Linked DNA regions of Homo sapiens: regions 2, 3 and 4 are each linked to region 1. Evidence: read pairs that join two places in POLR2A ChIA-PET (ENCODE). Cell type or tissue: HepG2. All regions are shown on one strand. Region 1 overlaps IL1R1 (interleukin 1 receptor type 1). Region 2 overlaps LOC107985926 (a long non-coding RNA gene). Region 3 has its middle 41 kb from the start of IL1R1. Region 4 has its middle 66 kb from the start of IL1R2.

Region 1 (5,000 bases):
TACATAATATCTCCTCCAAATGAAAGTCAGAATTTCCCATATCACACTTTCAACCAGCAGCCAAGTGGAAAGAGGCCTGGACCTAGATTGGAGACCTAGATTTTAGCTTTTGTTCCAAAACTAGCTACATGACCTTGGGCTCTCAGCCTCACTAGGCCTCAGTTTCCCACTCTATATGGGAGAGAATGAGACGAAGATGCTGAGAGGAACTTCCAGCAGTACAGGTCTATGACCAGGAGGCTCTGTGCCCAGAGATTCAACAGAGACGAGTATGAGAAATGACTCTGTTAGGGAAGGTACTTCATGTATTCTAAATAACAGATTTTCTTAGCAGACAAGAACACAAAGAAATACTTAACTTACCAGCCTCCAGAGAAGAAATCAGTAGAGCTATGAAACAAATAAGTCTGAGTAACACTTTCATATTCTTCTGGAGAAATGGAGGAACGAAAGAAAGACAAAAGCAAAAATGTTACTTTTCCAGCAAATCTCTAAAACTAAATATACCAACACCGGCCCTGTCCCCACCCTCACCCACAAGTCACACTGATGAACTGGTTTTTCTACATCATGAATGTTGTCATATTTGACTTCTGGTTAGAAAATGGGGTGGGGAACAAAAAGGGATAAAGAGTTTTCACAAAATTGAGAACAAACTCAACAACTTAAGATTTTAAACATTTCTACCTTCTGTCCCATTACACATTTCCAGTCTTGGACCCCATTTAAATTTCCCCAAATCTAGTCTACATCCAAAGTCAGCTATGCACTCGCCCCTAAGCCAGCTCACCTCTGCTTGTGTGGGGATTGGTTCCCCACTTATGTCCCCTGCTGCCAGGACCCATTTGCAAAAATCAGCCCATACTTTTGGCCAGCTCAAAGGTCATGCCTTCATTTTATATTGCAAGATCCTAAATTGCTTGTACAATAGGATATAGCTACATAGAAATGCACCCAAAAAAACTAAAAGAAATGACAACAACATTAAAATTGGGTTGAGTGGGTTTCCCCTTGTCGGGGCTTTCTATACTTTCTAAAATATCTACAACGAACTTTGTATGAAAAAAAGAGGAAAGGAAAAAAGAGAAAAAGCTCTTATCCCCTCTGCTCAACCTTAGGAGCAATGTCTAGAGTAGACCATGTAATTCTGTGCTTTGAAAACATCTGCCTTTTAATTTTTACGGGAGATTAAATTTGCCTATATTCTTATCCGTAGCTATAAGTAAGTAAATAAATATGAAAACACAAAATATTTTAACACAACACTCATTCAGATTCTAATGACATGCAGTCATTTAAATATTAGCTGGAAAATGTTCTATTTAAGATGTATTATGGTCAGGTGTGGTGGTTTACCCCTGTAATCCCAGTACTTTGGGAGCCCAAGGCAGGCAGATCACTTGAGGCCAGGACTTCAAGACAAGCCTGGCCAACATGATGAAACTCCATCTCTACCAAAAAGTACAAAAATTAGCTGGGTGTGGTGGTGCATGCCTGTAATCCCAGCCACTGGGGAGGCTGAGGTGGGAGAATTGCTTGAACCCAGGAGGCGGGGGTTGCAGTGAGCCAAGATGGTGCCACTGCACTCCAGCCTGAGTGACAGAGTGAGACTCCATCTCAAAAAAAAAAAAGGTGTATAGGTATTTTTTTAAGTTACAAAATGCTTTTTAAACAAATACAGGAAAAAAAAAGATTTTCTAACCATGCGAGACATACCCATTCATATTCTCTTCACTTTATCCCCAGTATCAGGACAAAGATCTCTAAGCCTGGCTCAAGCCTTGAAACCTACCTCAGAGCAGTAAAACTGCATTCCTTCAATATCTTTTAACTCTGACCCTTTATTCACATCAGCTGGCTTCCCAAAATAGTCTAGAATACTAGTATTATTACCATATTTACCTTTAAACTATTTACAGATGATTAAATAAGATAGAAGGCTTTGAAGCCCCGCAGTCTGGTCTATGAGCTCTTTCTGTGACTGCGTGAAGTGTGTTTTAAGTCTTTAGGATAGAGAGGAAGGAAAGAAGGGTTAAAATGTTTCCCAATCACCAGTTCCAGGCCAACCAGCTATTTGCATTAGTTTATCAACAACAAAATAAGGGCATTGCAAAATCAGATGAACACTGCCAGCTGTCGGTTCATTTAGTCACAAGACCTGGCTTGTCTGATCATTAGGCAGGGGAGAAGAAAAAGAAGATGTGTGACTGAACTTTATGGAGTGTATCACGAGATAATAATTCCAAATTAATTGTGGACAATGTTTAATCACAGGTCCAGGGCCGGTGGCCTGTACCACAAGGCAGGGATGTGACTCTCCCTGGGCCCCAGTGTGCTCAAGGGGCACAAGGGGCAATGAACCAGCTGATGTCAGACCTCATCCTCCTCTAATAGACTATAAAAGGGCAAAGGGTTATGCCCCCTGGGTCCAAGTTTACTTCTGCCCCAGAGCTGCTCTGGGAAACAGTCAGGGGGGTGGGAGTGGCCCTGTCCTCTCAGCAGCGGGCTTTTGGGATCCATGTCAATCCCCAGGACCCTGGGGCAAGGAATTGGCACTGAGCTTGGGATGGGCGTTAAGGGTCACATGACCAATGGGAGTGAGGACATCAGAAGGGAAGGAGGTGAGGGTTGCACCTAGATTAACCCACACACTCCCAACAAAAATCAACACAAACCCCATTATGTCCCTGAATAACACAGAAATTCCAAGGCAGGGCCAGGCCTGACTGGCCTCCATAGTGCTCGCAGTTGAACGGCTATCCAAGTCAGAAGTCCCTCAACATAGATGGCATGTTGAGTAAAAGCTCAGCCTCCGTGCCTCAGTTCCCCCTTTTGACAAGCAATGCAGTGACAGCATGTCATTGATGGCGCTATGTGGGTGAAATGAATGGCCACATGCAAAGGGCTTAGAACAGTGCCTGGCAAATGGTCACTCCTAAATGTTAGCTGTTGGAAACCGGCCCATGCTCTGATGACAAATAACAGTTTTGATAAAATGTTTTCAGTTAACCATTCATGTCTTTATTCACTCACTGCTGCATTCAACAATCATACATCAAATATCTATTTGGCTCTGGGAACAAAAACAGGAACAAGGTTCCCAGGGCCTGGCTCCAGGAGCTCAGCAGTTGCAGGGAATGTGGACACAGAGTTAGACTGTGATGTGGGGGTGTCTACTGGAAGAGCCATGCCCAGGGCAGGAGGGGAGACAGAGGCTAACTCAGCCTGGAGGAGGTGGAGGGGAGGGTCCAACAACATCATGTTCTGGAGCATAAACCAGAGGTGGGTTCCGAGTGGGAGGCTGAGAAGCCATAAGTTCCCACAACATGCAGAGGTTTGCTGAGGAAATGGGACTGTCATTTGCAGGTGGCAGAGAAGCATGTACAGGTTTTAAGCCAAGGGCTAGTGTATGTTAAATCTCCATTTTTTGCAGACATTTTGGCACCTGTGTGGAACATAAACTGGAGACAGGGGAGCCAGGGAGAGCAGGCCACCACAGAGGTTCATGGGAGAGAGGATGAGGGCTGGGCCAGCTGCAGTGACAGACAGGCAGGCGGGGGCATATTTGAGAACACTTGGGGCCAGAGGGGAGAAGCAGGGACAGACTGGGCCAGACTCGCTGAGGTCGGGGCAGGTAGGGCAAGGGCCAGGTTGGGGGGCAGGTTCAGGTACCCACAGACAGCTCGGAAAAGATGCTCAGAGGGTGTCACCCACAGTGTCATAGACCCAGATCTCTTGGAACGAGGTGAGCAGTACTGACTCGAGCAGAAAGCAAGAATTTGAACATGTGGTGACAGTGGAGTAAAAATGGACAGCAAGGCCTGGAAGGGGTTGAAACTGGGGAGAGCTTGGCCACAGCACTGGAACCCATCATTTCCCAGGTCTCTACTGTAGCACAGTCAAGGTGACCTGGGAAAGCAAACAGGCATTGGCTGTTACTGGGGCTGAAGCCTCCTTCCAAAATTTAATAAAACCATCAAGCTGCCCCAAAGAGTAATGTGTCAACGGAAATAAAATATTTTTGCATACAATGGGAGATAGTCCAGGGCCCCTGGATCTGAGAGTGGAGGAGTTCAGCTATTTGTGAGAAAAGGCCGGCCTTGGGACCCTGGGGTGACTCAGCCCTGTTACCTTGGAGAAGGCCTTGTCTTTTACCAAGGGGTCCAGCTTCTCAGGAGGGAGTCACCATCTTCAGAGGGTGCGTCTACCTGGGGAAGGAAGAACACATGAGTGAAGTGTGAATGAAGAGGTCTAAAGGCACCAATTGCTGTGAGGATCTCAAGAGGCATGTATTAGTCTATTTTCACGCTGCTATAAAGAAATATCTGAGACTGGGTAATTTATAAAGGAAAGAGGATTTAATTGACTTACAGCTCCGCATGGCTGGGGAAGCCTCAGGAAACTTACAATCATGGTGGAAGTGGAAGTAGGCACGTCTTACATGACAGCAGGAGAGAGAGCAAGGGGGGAAGTGCCAAACACTTTTAAACCATCAGATCTCATGAGAATTCACTCACTATCATGAGAACAGCATAGGAAAAACTGCCCCCATGATCTAATCACCTCCCACCAGATCCCTCCCTGGACACATGGGGATTATAATTTAGATGAGATTTGGGTGGGGACACAGAGCCAAACCATATCAAGGTGTCAGAAAGGTCATGACATTTAAATGATCATGAAAATGGGTCCAGTGTTTAACAAGTGTATGTTCCATAATCCTTGGGGAAAGGATACTTTCAGGAAATCAAATCACAGGGAGGGAGGGAAGAATACAAAGAGCTTGACAACCACAAGCTATTTTGATTAAACACATGCACGTGGCACTTTGCTAGACACCGGGGTGCAGAAATGAATCAAACCACCTAGGGATGCCATGGCTCAGTGCATCATCTCCGTGAAAACAGAGCTTGAGTTTTGCCAGAAAGAAATGTACTAGAGGCCAGAAAAAAATGAGCAGGCCCTGTTTAAGAAGCAGGTATCCTCACTCTTCCATTATC
Region 2 (5,000 bases), 110 kb after region 1:
TGCTTTCCCTTGATCTGCCTTTGCAATACATCACCTAAGGTGCCCTGCAGAGCAGGGCCAATAAATGGTCATGTGACCTGAGGGTCCCAGGGAAATTCCCACAAATCTACTTCAAGACCCTGCCATGCTGTCTAAAATTCTAACAGTAAGGAGTTTCTCCTTTGAAGGCACCTGCTTTAAGGTAAATGCTGTCTACAAATAGCAATCCAGGAACTTGATCCCCCAATAAAACAAAAAAAACTAGGCAGGATTTTGCCAACAAAACAAAAAAAAAAACTAGGATTGTGGGATCTTAGTCCCCAGAACTATTCAGATCTCAATTAAATCAGTGCAGTAAGCAATGCCACACCCTTCCCATAGGCTGTTGCCAGGATTAATTAAGTTTAGTATTAACTACATGAAAGTGTGAGTTCATCTTTTTTTTTTCACAGACTCTACAGGAAAGAAGAGAAGAAAAGACCAAGAACTAGGAGGCCAGTGTTTCCAGAGGAAGAGGATGCTCAACGACAAGGTGAAGTGGCCGGGAGCAAGCTTCGGATCCCTGTTTTGACTTCAGTGGCTCAGAGAAGAGGCTGTGAGTCACTCAGTGGTGAGTGTTTTCTCCAGGGTCACCCTCGGAAGGTTCAGGACGTTCCCAGGGACTTCTGAGCACAGGCTGCTATGATGCTTTCTCTCTGACTTCGCCTAGATCTCTGGCAAGCCCCGCTCTTTGGTTTGTGCCACCTCTGAGGACAGCATGATCCACAAGGTCACTCCCTGTTCTGATAGTCAAGCTTCCCTGTCAGATCTTCCACCTATCACGAGGTGTGCCCTGCTTCTCCTGCTCCAGAAATTGCTGGGGCACAATACATGTGCCGTGGTGGTTTGCTGTACCTATCAACCCTCATCTAGGTTTTAAGCCCCACATGCATTAGGTATTTGTCCTAATGTTCTCCCTCCCCTTCCCCCCACCCCGCCACCAACAGGCCTCGGTATGTGATGTTCCCCTCCCTGAGCCCATGTGTTCTCATTGTTCGACTCCAACTTATGAGTGAGAACATGCGGTGTTCGCTTTTCTGTTCTTGTGTTAGTTTGCTGAGAATGGTGACTTCTAGTTTCATCCATGTCCCTGCAAAGGACATGAACTCATTCTTTTTCATGACTGCATAGTATTCCATGGTGTATATGTGCCACATTTTCTTTATCCAGTCTATCATTGGTGGGCATTTGGGTTGGTTCCAAGTCTTTGCTATTGTAAATAGTGCCACAATAAACATACATGTGCATGTGTCTTTATCGTAGAATGATTTATATTCCTGTCGTTATATACCCAGTAATGGGATTGCTGGGTCAAATGATATTTCTGGTTCTAGATCCTTGAGGAATCACCATTCTGTCTTCCACAATGGTTGAACTAATTGACACTCCCACCAACAGTGTAAAAGCATTTCTATTTCTCCACATGTTTACCCAGTTTTCAAGTACCCAATACATTGTTATTAACTACAGTTGCCATGCTGTACAATAGATCTCCAGAACTTAATCCTCCTGTCTAACTGAAAAGTTGTATCTTTGGACCAAAGTCTTCCAACCCTCCCCAACCCCTGGTAGCCACCATTCTACCCTCTGCTGCTATGAATTCAACTTGGTTAGATTCCACATGCAAGGGAGATCATGCAGTATTTGTCCTTGTGTACCTGGTTTATTTCATTTAGCATAGCGTCCTCCAGATTCATTCATGTTGTCACAAAGAACAACATTTCCTTCTTTTATATAGCTGAATAGTATTCCATTGTGTATATGCACCACATCTTCTTCACCCATTCATTCACTGTTGGACACTTAGGTTTGTTCTACATCTTGGCTATTATGAATAGTGCGGCAATAAACGGGGTGGGGGGGTGCAGATATCTCTTCCGCATACTCATTTTATTTCCTTTGGATATATACCCAGTAGTAAGATTGCTGGATTGTATGATAGTTCTATTTTTAATTTTTTTTAATAAAAGAAACACCCCTAATTCCCTGAAGTGATTCCTTACTTATTAATCACGCATTGATTGACTCAGAGCTCATTTGAACCTTTTGGTGTTTTAGTCTGCACCACCCCTTCGTGACTGACTTCCACACACTTCCTTAATGATATTTAAACAGAAAATTCACTTTCTTTGTCCCTGCCAACATCAAGGGATACCCTCCTTGTTCTAGTATACTAAGTAAGTCTGATTTGAGTTGCTTCATGATTTTATATTCTCATCATGCCCACTCCTAACTTGCAGGAGTGAAAATCCCAGGTTTTGAGAAACTACCCTTGTCAGGAAGCCATTGCCTCCCCTGGATTCAGATCCTACTTCAAACATGCCCCAAGTCTAACCTGATGACTTCAAAATGCAGCCATGAGACCAGTAGGCATTTAGCGGGTCTAGACAGGAAACCCGGAGACCAAAACCAACCATCAGGACAAATGAATACTTCTCCATGACCTAAAATGAGTGAGCACACAGGGAAACCTCACCCTTGCAGATGACTTGCAAGTCTTCCACGCAGTAAAATTGCAAGCTAGTAAAATGTTTAAAAGCTCTGACAAAGTAGTGGAGAGTAGACAGGAATGATAGTTGTACTTCTCTGGAAGTAGTTTGAGATTACAGTTTTCCCTTAAAATGACTTCCAGAAAGTCACCTTTACTATTTTGCGAGATAAAGATCTCCAATCTATCCATGACAGCCCTGAAAAGAAACCCAGGGGTCACTGTGACCATTTCCTGGCAGCATCCCTCCTGCATTGTCCCACCCTAGTGAAAGGGCAGTGCAGCCGGCTGCTGTCAAGCCCGCATCCTGTGTTTACACAAAACCCAGCTTCAGCCACATTTGGAAAACTGCATGAACTTTGGGTTAACACATCTAGAAACAACACACCATTCAGCTAAAGGAAGTTCTCAGAGGCACAGTGATTGATTGGGAGATGTGTGCATGGTGTGGGATAAACACCAGACTGGAAGAGCTCAGGGAGAAGCCTGGCGAGGCCACGGACCATGCACCACACTGTGGCCCCAGGCAGCCCTTTGCCTTCTCAACCTCTGTTTTCTTCAGGATCAAGAGGACTTGATTAGGTGACGTTGGTAAAAGGGCTTTCCATGATGTCTGGGATGTAGTGAGAGCTCAGAGAAGCCTCCTTTCCTCCTTTTCTTCTTAATGGGAGGTGTGCTACGGGACAGTGGTCTAAAATGTTGAGGATTCCTCAGCCAGAAAAGATCAAGGTACTGGGGGTATTAACATCGTCAAAAACCCCAGGGAACTGTGGAGAATGAGCCCATTCTCCCTAGCACCCTCGAGAAAACAGCCCATGCCCTCCTTCCCCCACCTCCAGACAGCAGCCCTGGCTTGAAGCAGCAAGTATACCCTGCGGCTATTCAGGACAAGAGAGAGAGGCCGCGCCACCAGAAGGGAGAGGACAGAAGCCTGGCCAGAGGCAGCCACCATGGGGTCTTTGAGGGCTTTCTCTTTCCCCCACCCACAGCACCAACCAAAGCAGAGCTGTGAGCCCGGGGGAGAAAAAGGGGATGTGAAGTGGCCAACCCCCTACATCCACAAGCACACAGCAGTGAATCAAAAGAACTAGACCATGAGATTAAAACTTTAAGTGAACAAGAGCAAGTCTTATGAGAACACATGGACACAGTGAGGGGAACATCACACATGGGGGTCTGTCGGGGGAGTGGGGAGTAAGGGAAGGAAAGCATTAGGACAAATACTAATGCATGTGGGGCTTAAAACCTAGATGAGGGTTGATAGCTGCAGTAAACCACCATGGCACATGTATACCTATGTAACAAACCTGCATGTTCTGCACATGTATCCCAGAACTTAAAATTTTTTTAAAAAGTAAAATTTAAAAAGATCAGAACTAGAATGCTCTAATAACTCAACCTTTGTGAAAAGTTGTAAAAAATAGACCAAAGACTCGGTAGTGTGGTTCCCCCACACACCAAGTGGATAAGGGCATATCAGGAGACAGCTGGCTGTGGTTATATAAAAAACAAAATCACGGCAAGGCTTTGCTCCCAAAGATGCCTCACTAAATCAGTAACACAACTAGTGACAAAAAGTTTTTTTGCCCAACACTACATATATGACTACACAAACTTATAACTGAGGTCACAGGGAACTATCATGAGGGTGCCTGCAAGGCAAGTAAGCCATGATCTTATCCTGGACATCTTTGTGACCTGGACACCAATGCCTCCTGCTGAAACCCTCCCCCATCCTTGATGTGAGCTCTGCAAACCATCCCCTTGCCTTCCAAGCTTGCCTCTTTATTATTTTTCTATTTCAATAGTTTTAGGGGAACAGGTAGTTTTGGTTATATAGATAAGTTCTTCAGCAGTGATTTCTGAGATTCTGGTGCACCCGTCACCCGAGCAGTGTACACAGTACTCAATGTGTAGTGTTTTCTCCCTCTCCACCCTCCCACTCTTCCCCCTGATTCCCCAAAGTCTAGTATATCATTCTTATGCCTTTCAAGCCTGCCTCTTTAACTGTGGGCATTCCCCCAAGATTTTGTTCTACTTTCTGCTATACTTTCTCTCAGAAAGCATACCCATGATTATTGCTTTACTTACCAACCCCATATGGAGAGCTCCTCACCACAGGTGTGGCTTCTACTGCTTTCTATGCTTATGTTTATAGATGAACTCATAAGACTTGTGTCCACAGCTTAAAATTCAATGACAAGAAGGGAGCATGTTTTTACCTATGCGGGCAGATTCTTCAGATGCATTATTCAAAGTTCCAGGCATGCTAACAAACAGAGAAAAAGAGAGTTTCCCAAACTTCCAATGATTGCTAAATGTGTCTATAACAGAACTTAGTCCAAACAGCTGAACTTCAACCTAACATTTCAGCCTACATTAAACATGCTACATAGTCTGCTAAGAAGAGTAATACTGCAGTGACTACAGGAAATAGAAAGTGGTGGTCATGTTCCAGTCCTCCCTTCCTGAGTAACTAGCCCAGAACTTAGAA
Region 3 (5,000 bases), 54 kb after region 1:
ATCCACCCCCTTGGCCTCCCAAAGTGCTGGGGTTACAGGCATGAGCCACCGCACCTGGCCTGCCTCTTTTATTTCTCTCATAGCTCCTCCTGTGCTCTGCACTCCGATGAACATTCTCAACATGATACAGAGTCCAGCCTATCACAACGCTACTCAAAAATCTGCATCGTAGGGAGGAAGAGTCAAGCCTCCAATTCTAGCATTCAAGGTCTTCAGACATCTGGTCTCACACACTTTCCTGTCATTGTTCCCGCTACCCTTTCCAAGAGCGCTTTGTGCTCACCTGGATGGGCCGCCTGCTGACCCTAAGAGGCACTGCTCAAACCTCTGCTTCAATGCTCTGCAGCCTCAATTCTGCCACTGCCACTCCTTACCCTAGCCAATTGACACCACTCAGCACGACACAGCCCACCTCCTCTTTGCTCCTTCCCCTTCTTTCCAGTTTTCACCGCCATTTGCTCAAGCAGACCCCACTCAAGCATCCTGGGGTGATTTTCCCGACTCTGAACCTGTGCCTTCTCTCTGTGATGATAACGGAGATAGCAGAAGTGAGCACTTACAGGTGCCAGGCATTCTTCAAGGAAATTTAAATTATATATTCATTTACTTATTTATTTTTAATTTTATTTTAGTTTCAGGGGTACTTGTGCAGGTCTGTTATATAGGCAAATTGTGTATTCAGGCGGCTTGGTCTACAGATTTTTTTGTAACCTAGGTAATAAGTATGGTACCCTATAGGTAGTTTCAATCCTCACCCTCCTCCCACACTCCATCCTCAAGTAGGTCCTGGTGTCTGTTTTTCCTTTCTTTGTGTCCGTATGAACTCAGTGTTTAATTCTCACTTATAAGTGAGACCATGCAGTATTTGATTTTCTGTTTCTGTGTTAGTTCTCAGAAGAATGGCCTCCAGTTGTATCCATGTTGCTGCAAAAGACATGATCTTGTTCTTTTTCATGGCTGCATAATATTCCGCGGTGTACATGTACCACATTTTCTTTATCCAGTCTACCACTGATGAACATTTAGGTTGATTCCATGTCTTTGCTATTGAGAATAGCGATGTAATGAACATCATGTCTTATGGTAGAATGATTAATATTCCTGTGGGAATATACCCAACAATGGGATGGCTGAGTCAAATGGTAGTTGTGTTTTAAGTTCTTTGAGCAATCACCAAACTGCTTTTCATAGTGGCTGAACTAATTTACATTCCCACAAGCAGAATATAAGCATTCCCTTTTCACTGCAACCTTGTTGGCATCTCTTATTTTTTGACTTTTTAGTAATAGCCATTTTGACTGGTGTGAGATGATATCTCATTATGGTTTTGACTTGCATGGAAATTTAAATTCTTTAGGCCCATTTTACAGGTGAGAAAACTGATTGAGATTATGTAAATACTTTCCCCAAGCTCCCTTAGTCAGGCAGGGGTAGAGCCCAGGTGGAGCCCAGGCTTGCATTGCTCTTCAAGTGTTACCAGGGATCCACCGCAATTTACTTGACAACAGGTCTTATCTACTCAGGAACAGTGCAAGTTCCTAGCAGCCATTGTCTCATACTTCCTGGTACCCTTTCCAGAGAGCACCCAAAAGACCTTCCAATTCCAGGCTATTTCCAAGCAGCTGGATTAATTGGCAGATTATTAGTTCAAGGACTTTTCCAGCCCTCTTTTCCACTCCAGATGATTTCTTCTCTCTTGCTCCTTCCTACTTCTCAAAAAGGAGAAAAATTGGAGGAATCTGCACTGTTTAGTTAACCTGTGTGAACACACACGCCACACACATGCACCCACACGCACCCACACACACGCTTTTGCCTGGGTTTTGTCAGCTGTGTTGTTCCCCTACAGAGTTCAGGGAAAACAAATAGTCATAGTTGGCAACAAAAATTCAATATCAGAAGTTAATGGATAATCTCTCAAACTCTAGGGTCCTTTATGAATGCTAAAGTATAGAATTCCCTGAGCCGAGCCCAGAGCTTTTAACATTTAAACTATCAGAAGACGTCATTCTAACACAATTTTATCAGTAACATGGTCTTTGACAAACTCCAGAATGTCTGTGTTTATACATAAAAGGTCAGAAATAACTCAAGTATTTTCCCAGAATATTCTTATGGAAAAGTTTACACATTCAGAATTGATTTGCATTTATGAATATCTTTAATGTGGCTGTAATCCATGTGTTTCTTATACCTCCCAATTGAAAAAGGAGAATAGGAAGAAGCACGTACAGTATGTGTGTGCATGTGTGTGCATGAGCATGTGTGTATGTGTGTGCATGTTTGTGCAAGTATGTGCAACCCTAGAATCTAACCTTGGCTCCCCCTCAACATGCTATGGGTCATTAAGAGAGGGCAGGAGACTTCTGCTTTCCTAAGTCCAGCAATTCTATAATTAGAGAGACACCAACCTGGACGCCAGCAGACCTGGGTTAAAGAGCTAAGCTTCAACTTCATCTATGTATCTTTGGGAAAATCACTTCATCTCACTGGATCTCAGTTTCTACATCTGAAAAAACAAAACAAAACAGTATAGTCTAAACTCTTGGGACACAAAGTGTGGCCCATAAGCCAAGAGCATCACCAAGGAGCACGATGGAAATGCAGAACATTAGGGCCCACCCCAGAACCACTGAATTCAAATCTATATTTGACTAAGCTTTCTGGGTGACTTGTGTGGACAGTAACACAGGGAGTGCTAATTGACCTGATCTCCAAAATGCTTTCCAGTGTGACACATTCTGTTAGTTTAACCTTTGTCTCTTTACACTAGAGAATTAACCATGCCATCCCCGATGGCCACTGGTAACCTTTGTGGTCAGGCCCTAAGGATCTGACTTGAGTGCCTGGCTGCTTATCATACTCCTATTCCAGGCAATGATACATGAACAATTCGTATCATCCCCATGACTCTTCCAGACCGCACTGTGTCCAGCTTTCTATCAAACCTCCGGGGAGAATGCCATCCCTTAATTCTTCATACCTCCAGACAGACAGCTTCCACACCCATTACTGAGTTTAAGGGATTTTGCAAGCACAGATGAAGGAATGGGAAAGATTCTAGATGAATGATTACAGGGATAGTCTTTCAGCACTTAAGGAAGCCACGATCACCAAGAGAAAGCATGAAATGACTAAAAACAGGCCAGGTCTGGTGAAGCTCATGCAATCTTTTGTTTGATGAGGTTGTTAGATGGTGAGATTACCACAGTTAAATGCTGTGAACTTAGTGAATCAGAATTTCATGTAAGTATCTGCAAACATCTGTCTTGTGAGCAAAACAAAGAATATGGTTAGTAGAGTTGGATACATGTATAAACACCCATACTCAATGGTAAATGAGTCAATTAGAAGAGTATGCTCTACTGGAAAGCCTCAGGCTCAGTTCCAGGTATTTGGTTCCATCCTGGCTCTCAGGTGTGGAGCTGACCTCTCCTCCCAGAAAAGAGGCAGCCAGGCTGGGCATGGACATGGTCATGGCACTCTTCAATTGTGGAGAGTACAGAGCAGAGGAATGCAGGAAAGGAGGGAGGGTAGAAAGAAGGAATACATTTTCCAAAGGAAGCAAATACAAGTTTAGAAAGCAGAACTGGACACTGAAGCCAAAAAAATTTATCAAATTGGCATTGGCCAAAAGAACCCGACGATGTGCAGATGGTGTGTGGTAATATTCCTGGAGGCCTTGAATGCAGGAAAGGAGAATGCCTCGAGGCCAAGCCAGGGGTTGGGGAGGGAGCTGGGAGGTGCAGAACAGGTTTCTACAGCAGAAGGGCAGAGCAGGCAAGCTTACCACATTCTGGGAGTCCTGGAGTTAAAATGAACTGTGAATTCACTGAGAGAGCAAATCAGGGTCCCAAAAGACGCCATTAAGATAGAACCATAGGCCAAATCTAACATAGTGAGACTTAACACAGACAAATCTAAAATCCCATTCTTAGTTCCCTAACCTCATATTGTTAAGTACAGGACAGGGCATATGAAAAAGCAAAGCACTGGTGGAAAACAAAACCAAACAAATGCCAGAGTCTTGACTGACTAAGACGTCCACAGTGAATGATGTGTGGTAGGAGGCTGTAGTTGCCCTGGTGGAAGTGTACCTTCTGATACAAAGGAGGTCATCACTGGAGAATGCCCTCAGACACGCTCTTGTCATGGCATGCAGAGAAAACAATAACAAAGGCTGTTCATGGCCGAAGAAGACCAGCTAGGCTCTCCCACAGGCCCTTAGACTAAGAGGATTGATATCTGTACACCTGGTAGCCACCAGACCATGCTAGGAGCCATGGTACCCTAACCCAGAGATGGAACGAAGGCCATGGGATAGACGTCCAGGAGGCCAATGTGAAAAAGATCTTCATAACAATAGATTAAGCACTCAGCAATGCAGAGACAGTGTTTGCCCCATCCCTGGAAGAACTCAAACAAAGGCCACTGGATGGGTACGAACATCCAATGGAAACTGCTTCTACCATCTCTTCTAGGCCCTCTAATTTTGGGTTCTTTGTTTTGCCCTCATGACAAATCAATGTTATAAACAGGGCAGTTTCTCACTATTCACATTTTGAAATAGGAAACCAAGCCTACTATGGGAAAACCAAGACTAGGATTTGGATCTACAGACTTTGTTTAACTCCTTTTTCTTCTCTTTTACTCTATCACAATGCCTCGATGTATATTTCTGTGAACTTTGGGCGCGGTGCCTTTTTTAGTTATTTTAGTGAATAAGGAAGTTATTGTGTTTAATAAGGTAAGATGATGTCTTACTGGTATTCATTATATGTCAGGTTCTAAGTATGAGTCACAACCCAATAAATGCATCTGACTTATTGTGCAGTTAAACGTTAGGTGAAACTGTATTGTCTTCAACAGCTCTCTGATACAAATCAACAAGCATCACTAAATCTGCAGGAAGATTCCAAAGGTTCTCATTAGTACAAATTTTAAAAATACTTTTGTTGTAAACAATATAGCCACAGCACAGAAGATATGGGACATAAAGA
Region 4 (5,000 bases), 98 kb after region 1:
AAGAAAAGTCAGCAGTGGATAGGGAGACTGGCCCTCAGACCTCTGCTCCCCACCCTGTTCAGCAGTCCTTTCACCACACTCCGCTGCAGCCCTGCTGAGTCCAATTCTGCTCTGGGAGCAATTCCCAGTGGACACGTGGCAGTCCAACAAGACAGTGTTATAACAGCAGGCTCCAAATCAAAGGAAAAGCAGAAGACAACACACACTGTTTTAAATATCATAGAGAGACCATCCCTGAAGTTGTTTATCGTGATTCAGACATGGACAAGCTTTGGGATCTTGGACAAGTCACTTCACATCTCTGGACTTTGTTTCTGCAGTCCTCTCTGGCCCTCCGTTCTGAGTCCCCATGGATAGAACTGATCATCACTAGAGAGAAAGGAGAGCCACAGACCTAATCTCCCAGGTGTCAGTTATTAACTCCACCAGTATAACATGCCCTCTGAGGAGTGGTGGCAGTGGCCATCTGCAGTCCACCTCCGCAGCAAGATGAAGCCTCCTGGAGAAGCCATGGAGGTGGAGAGAGATTCAGGCTCCTAACTCGGCCCAGCCCTGCACAAACACAGGGAAACTGCACCTGGGATTGAAAGCATTAATTTAGAATTTCGTTGTCCTGGGCATTCCAGCAACTCTGTGATTCTCTATTAGAGTTGAAGACACTGAGGCTCTGAGAGGTCACATAATTGTCCAAAGGGTGTAAGGGTACGATGAGAGGGGACAGAGAGAGAGAGAGATAGAGACAGCATGCACTTGAGGTTTGAGACCCTCGAGGTGGAAGGACATGTCAGCTTTAACTTGTTGACTGTCTTCTGTGACAAGAACTTTACATACTTTATCTCATTAAATCCTCACAATAGCCATGCAATGTAGGTGTCAAAAACCCATATTACAAAAGAGTAAAATGAAGTTGAGACAGGTCAGAGTGATTCCAGGCACACAGCTGTTGGATGACAGCACTGGTCTTCTCACTTGCTTTTTCTGATTCCCAAATCTTTGATCTTCCCACTCTCTTGGGATGCCTCAAGGCTGTGTGGACACACGGCCAGAACATTCCTCCACTCAATGTTGTGTAACCACAGGACAAAGAAGAAGACAGTGGCCTTCAACACTTGATGTGAAAATGTGGCATGAGAAGAGCCAGTGATCAATCCAATCTTGATCAGAATGTCATTACCTCTGGTGAGAAAGCCACTGTCTGAGCACCTCTGGTCACCTTATCCTGTGCCTTGTCATCAGGTACACGATATGTGGGAGAGTCTGGAATCCTCATAAGGAAAGGACGGAGGCAGGGCTGTGATAGAAAGCCCGTCTCCTTCCCTAGCTCTTTGCCTCAATTAGCTTAAGATACAAATAGCCCCACATAGTCTCACAAAGTCTTTCTACGAGTTGCCAAGTTGCGTTGTTTCCCACGGAACTGTAACATTTTATGAATACAGTTATTTATGAGTGGTTCCACCCTAGTGGGAAAAAGATAGGTTACAGAGTGAAAAGTCTCTTTACCTCTCAACCTTTGATGCTTCATTGTCAAAATGAGGTAACAACCATAACCTCCGCACAGGATGGGCATGAGGATGCAATGAAGTGATGTGTCTGGATCGTAGAGGTCCCTATACAAACATGATTTCGTTTTATGACTGCAGGCAGCTCCAGTTATCCAATTAATCTGACGGGGGCTTCCCTCCTTGCCTGATGGAGTGGTGAGGACAAGGGTCCCTCTAATCCCATAGGTATTCTCTCATGTATCCTTGCAGCAGTCCCATTTACATACTAACCCCATTTACAGACAGGGAACTGAAAGTTTGTGAAGTCAATTAAATGTAGGGCAAGTGGACTCTGCGCTGTCAGGAAAAGCTCCCAATCTTGAAATTACAGCTAGAAGAACCCTGAGAGAGGGGATGCACACACTGCCACCTTGGCAGGCCTGGAACACGCTCCCGGTGCCCCACTTGGGCCAGTGGGGTGCACTGAGGGTCCCCAGCCTGACATCCAGCCAGTATTTAACTCCAAGGAGAGGGAAGCCACAGGGAAGGATGGGGCCAAGAAAGAAGACACGGGACCTGTTGTAGAAAACCCCACAGACTCAGAATGAAATTTTGGCTTTGGTTATTTTCTGGTGATCCTCACGCAGAAGGAATTGGGAAGCTGCTGCTAGCTGGAAGCTGGGGACCCCCACATCACAGTTCTTAACTCACCTGATTTATAAACAGGCGTTCACATGTACACAAAGCCAAAAGCGGCCTCCCACAAATCTTCCAGTAATTGCTCTGTGACCCACAGGGAGGGAAGGCAACAAAGCAAACTTCAAAGGGCCTTTGAAAAATAACACTGACCACACGCATTTGAAAAGAGGTCAGTGTGGATTTGACAAAAGGCCAAAGGACATTTGAAAACACAGAGAGTGACTATTTGTTCCAAAACACACAGGGGAGTGTGCCCCGAGGGTCTGTGCGGGTTCTTGAGGTCTGTCTAGGAGAACTGTAGGATCCTTGTGCTCAGGTGAGTTTCAATGTTAGGATGTGCGATGCAGAGTTCTGTTGATTACGGAGGGCCCAGTTTCCTAAGGAGGATGTGAAAATTAATTTGAAACTGAAGCTGTGCGCAAAGGTGTCTGAGGTTGTTACAGTCAGAGTTGCCAGCATTCTAGCTGGGATCCCATTAGCATGTGACATCAGACAAGTAATCCAGGCAGCACGCCAGCCTCTCTACGTACAGACGGGAGCCCCTTCACCTCTCAAAGTCAGATGACACATGTGGGATCATTTCAAGCCTTTCAATACTTTCGATGTCATATTATTCATTTTCCCCTGATAGCTTTTTTTCCTTGTCTTTAAGAAAAGTCTCATGAAAAGGGGAATTTAAATTCACACGAAAGGAGGGGGCTCTTGGTCAGCTCCTCCTGAGAAACAGATGACTTGTTTCAGTTCTCAAGGGGCTTTCCTATTGCGGGAGGTATCCCCAGTGATTCCACTCCTTCATTTCTGAAAAGGGAAAAAAAAAAAAAAAAAAACACCACAGACTTGGCATTGGACATAGACTCGTCAGAAATGGCATGGCTTTGAGCGTCAGTCAACACGAATGGTGGCTGCCTTTCATTTGGAGGCGCCAGCCCCTGATTTCAACCAATGCAAGACTCTGCAAAGGCTTTGAGTTTTTATCAAGAATACATATCAAGCTTTTCACATTAACCTGACTTTCTACTTTGGGCTCTGGATGAAATAGCCAGGGACTTAAAAACTCAGGAAGAGACGGAGCTCTCTCTCTATCCCAAAAAGAGAAGGGAAGAGGAGCCATACCCCTCCAAGAATCCCAGCTAGAGTGGCCGGCCTTGGGTTTGGAAGCCTGCGTCTTACTTAACATTGTAGATGTCTCTACCTGTCTTTGCCATGCAACACTGCACTCCCAGAAAAATCAAGCACACGACGGAAGGCAATCACCTGATCATCAATTTACCTACATGACAGCGTTAAGAAATAAACCAGAAGAATATTTTTCTTACTATTTGTAGAAATGAGGAGACATTGATGCAAAGGCAGACTGACACTATTTGAGTTGTAGAATGGTTAGGGACGTGAGGACGTGTCTCTCAGGCCTCATCAAGCAGATTATTTAGTTTATTTATTTATTTATTTATTTATTATTTTATTTTATTTTATTTTGTTTTGTTTTATTTGAGACAGAGTCTAGCTCTGTCGCCCAGGCTGGAGGGCAGTGGCACAATCTCGGCTAACTGCAACCTCCACCTCTCAGGTTCAAGCAATTCTCACGCCTCTGCCTTCCAAGTAACTGGGACTTCAGGCGCCCACCACCACACCCAGCTAATTTTTGTATTTTTAGTAGAGGCGGGGTTTCATCATGTTGGCCAGGCTGGTCTCATCAGATAGATGACATCATCCTCATGGACACAGTGACAGGCCCAGGGAGGAGCACGGGACACAAGCTGAACAAGTCAGACTGTTCCCTGGGCTCTTTCAGCCAGAAATGTCAGGGGAGGTGATCTTTCCTCATGTGGGCTGCTGTGCAAATATAAGGTATGCCTTGAGCTACCAATGGCTAATATGCCTGTCCAAGAAACACTGAGATAAAACACCCTAATGGCCCTTGGATCTAGCCATGCCTGAAGCTGTTATCATCTGTTTCTGAGTCTTACTCAAGCATTTTATGAGCCAATAGGTTCTTTCTTTCCTCTCTCTCTCCCTCTCTTATGCTACTTTGAGATAAGCTGTCACTTGCAAATAAAAAAAAATTTACTAATATAAGTGCTTAGTCATAAATAAGTGGGATTATGTGTAAAAAGTTTTACATTTTTATTCGTCTATATATTTTGACCATGATTCAGAAAAAAGGTCCTAAGTGAAAACCATATACATTAGAAATCTTGAAATATGACTTTAATAAATATGTTGAGAGAAGTTGCCTGCTCATTAGGTATTAATTTGAAGTTAATCTTTGGCCAAACACAGTCAAAATGGGGCTTTCCACTCTGGAATGGGTAATAGGATTTTGCTGTTTTGAATGTTATCCAAAGGAAACACTCCCAAAGAAGAGAACGCTCAGTGGACTCACTCAGCCCTTCAATTGCAGAAGAGAAAAATGTTTACTTCTGTGGTATTACAAAGCTATAAAAGCACTTCCAGGAAACTGAAGTCCAATGTTTTCTGGAGAATCTAATTACTGCTCCGCCCTCACTAAGATGTTTTGTTAATAACGAGCTCAGAAACCATGGCTCCATGTTCTATCCTGCTGTTGCTGGTGGACCAGGATTCTCATGCATCCTCAGTCCACTACGGAGCATGTTAGAAGTTATCATAATCAAAGGCTATTGCTCAAACACTATGCGCCAAACCCTGTCATTGGCACTGTCCTTACTACAATCTTGGGAGGTTGATACTCTGATAGAAATCCCAAGACAGTCAATGCCCAAGATCATAAAGCTATTCAATGATGGAGCTGGAATTAGAGGTCCTAGTGCTGTGTTCCCAGGCCATCTCACTGTGGGTCTC

What was found. Peaks named below come from ENCODE experiments on the same cell type or tissue, not always from the same donor. Only the 100,000 strongest peaks of a DNase experiment are listed, where the experiment ranks them.
Region 2: POLR2A ChIA-PET joins it to region 1 with 17 read pairs; 9 of 35 experiments call an interaction of 5 or more read pairs at or near these places.
Region 3: POLR2A ChIA-PET joins it to region 1 with 23 read pairs; 8 of 35 experiments call an interaction of 5 or more read pairs at or near these places.
Region 4: POLR2A ChIA-PET joins it to region 1 with 12 read pairs; 8 of 35 experiments call an interaction of 5 or more read pairs at or near these places.

The regions. Positions count from the first base shown.
Region 1 is chr2:102,153,149-102,158,148 of GRCh38, reverse strand. IL1R1 (interleukin 1 receptor type 1) reads right to left here. Exons shown (of 12, transcript NM_000877.4): 2 at 4,132-4,208; 3 at 364-430. The coding sequence starts at 424. Among named protein-coding and RNA genes, the nearest start is that of IL1R1, 13 kb to the right of the region's middle. In HepG2, a CTCF peak has its summit at 2,108; a DNase peak (open chromatin) is centred at 1,978.
Region 2 is chr2:102,044,301-102,049,300 of GRCh38, reverse strand. It overlaps LOC107985926 (a long non-coding RNA gene), which reads right to left. Exons shown (of 3, transcript XR_001739615.1): 3 at 3,843-5,000. Among named protein-coding and RNA genes, the nearest start is that of IL1R2, 55 kb to the right of the region's middle. In HepG2, no CTCF peak of the experiment used is centred here; a DNase peak (open chromatin) is centred at 2,870.
Region 3 is chr2:102,098,773-102,103,772 of GRCh38, reverse strand. It overlaps a transcript of IL1R1 not described here. Among named protein-coding and RNA genes, the nearest start is that of IL1R1, 41 kb to the left of the region's middle. In HepG2, no CTCF peak of the experiment used is centred here; DNase peaks (open chromatin) are centred at 1,882, 2,772 and 3,192; H3K4me3 peaks cover 645 bases.
Region 4 is chr2:102,055,375-102,060,374 of GRCh38, reverse strand. No RefSeq gene overlaps it. Among named protein-coding and RNA genes, the nearest start is that of IL1R2, 66 kb to the right of the region's middle. RefSeq lists an enhancer at 2,020-2,602. In HepG2, no CTCF peak of the experiment used is centred here; a DNase peak (open chromatin) is centred at 2,314.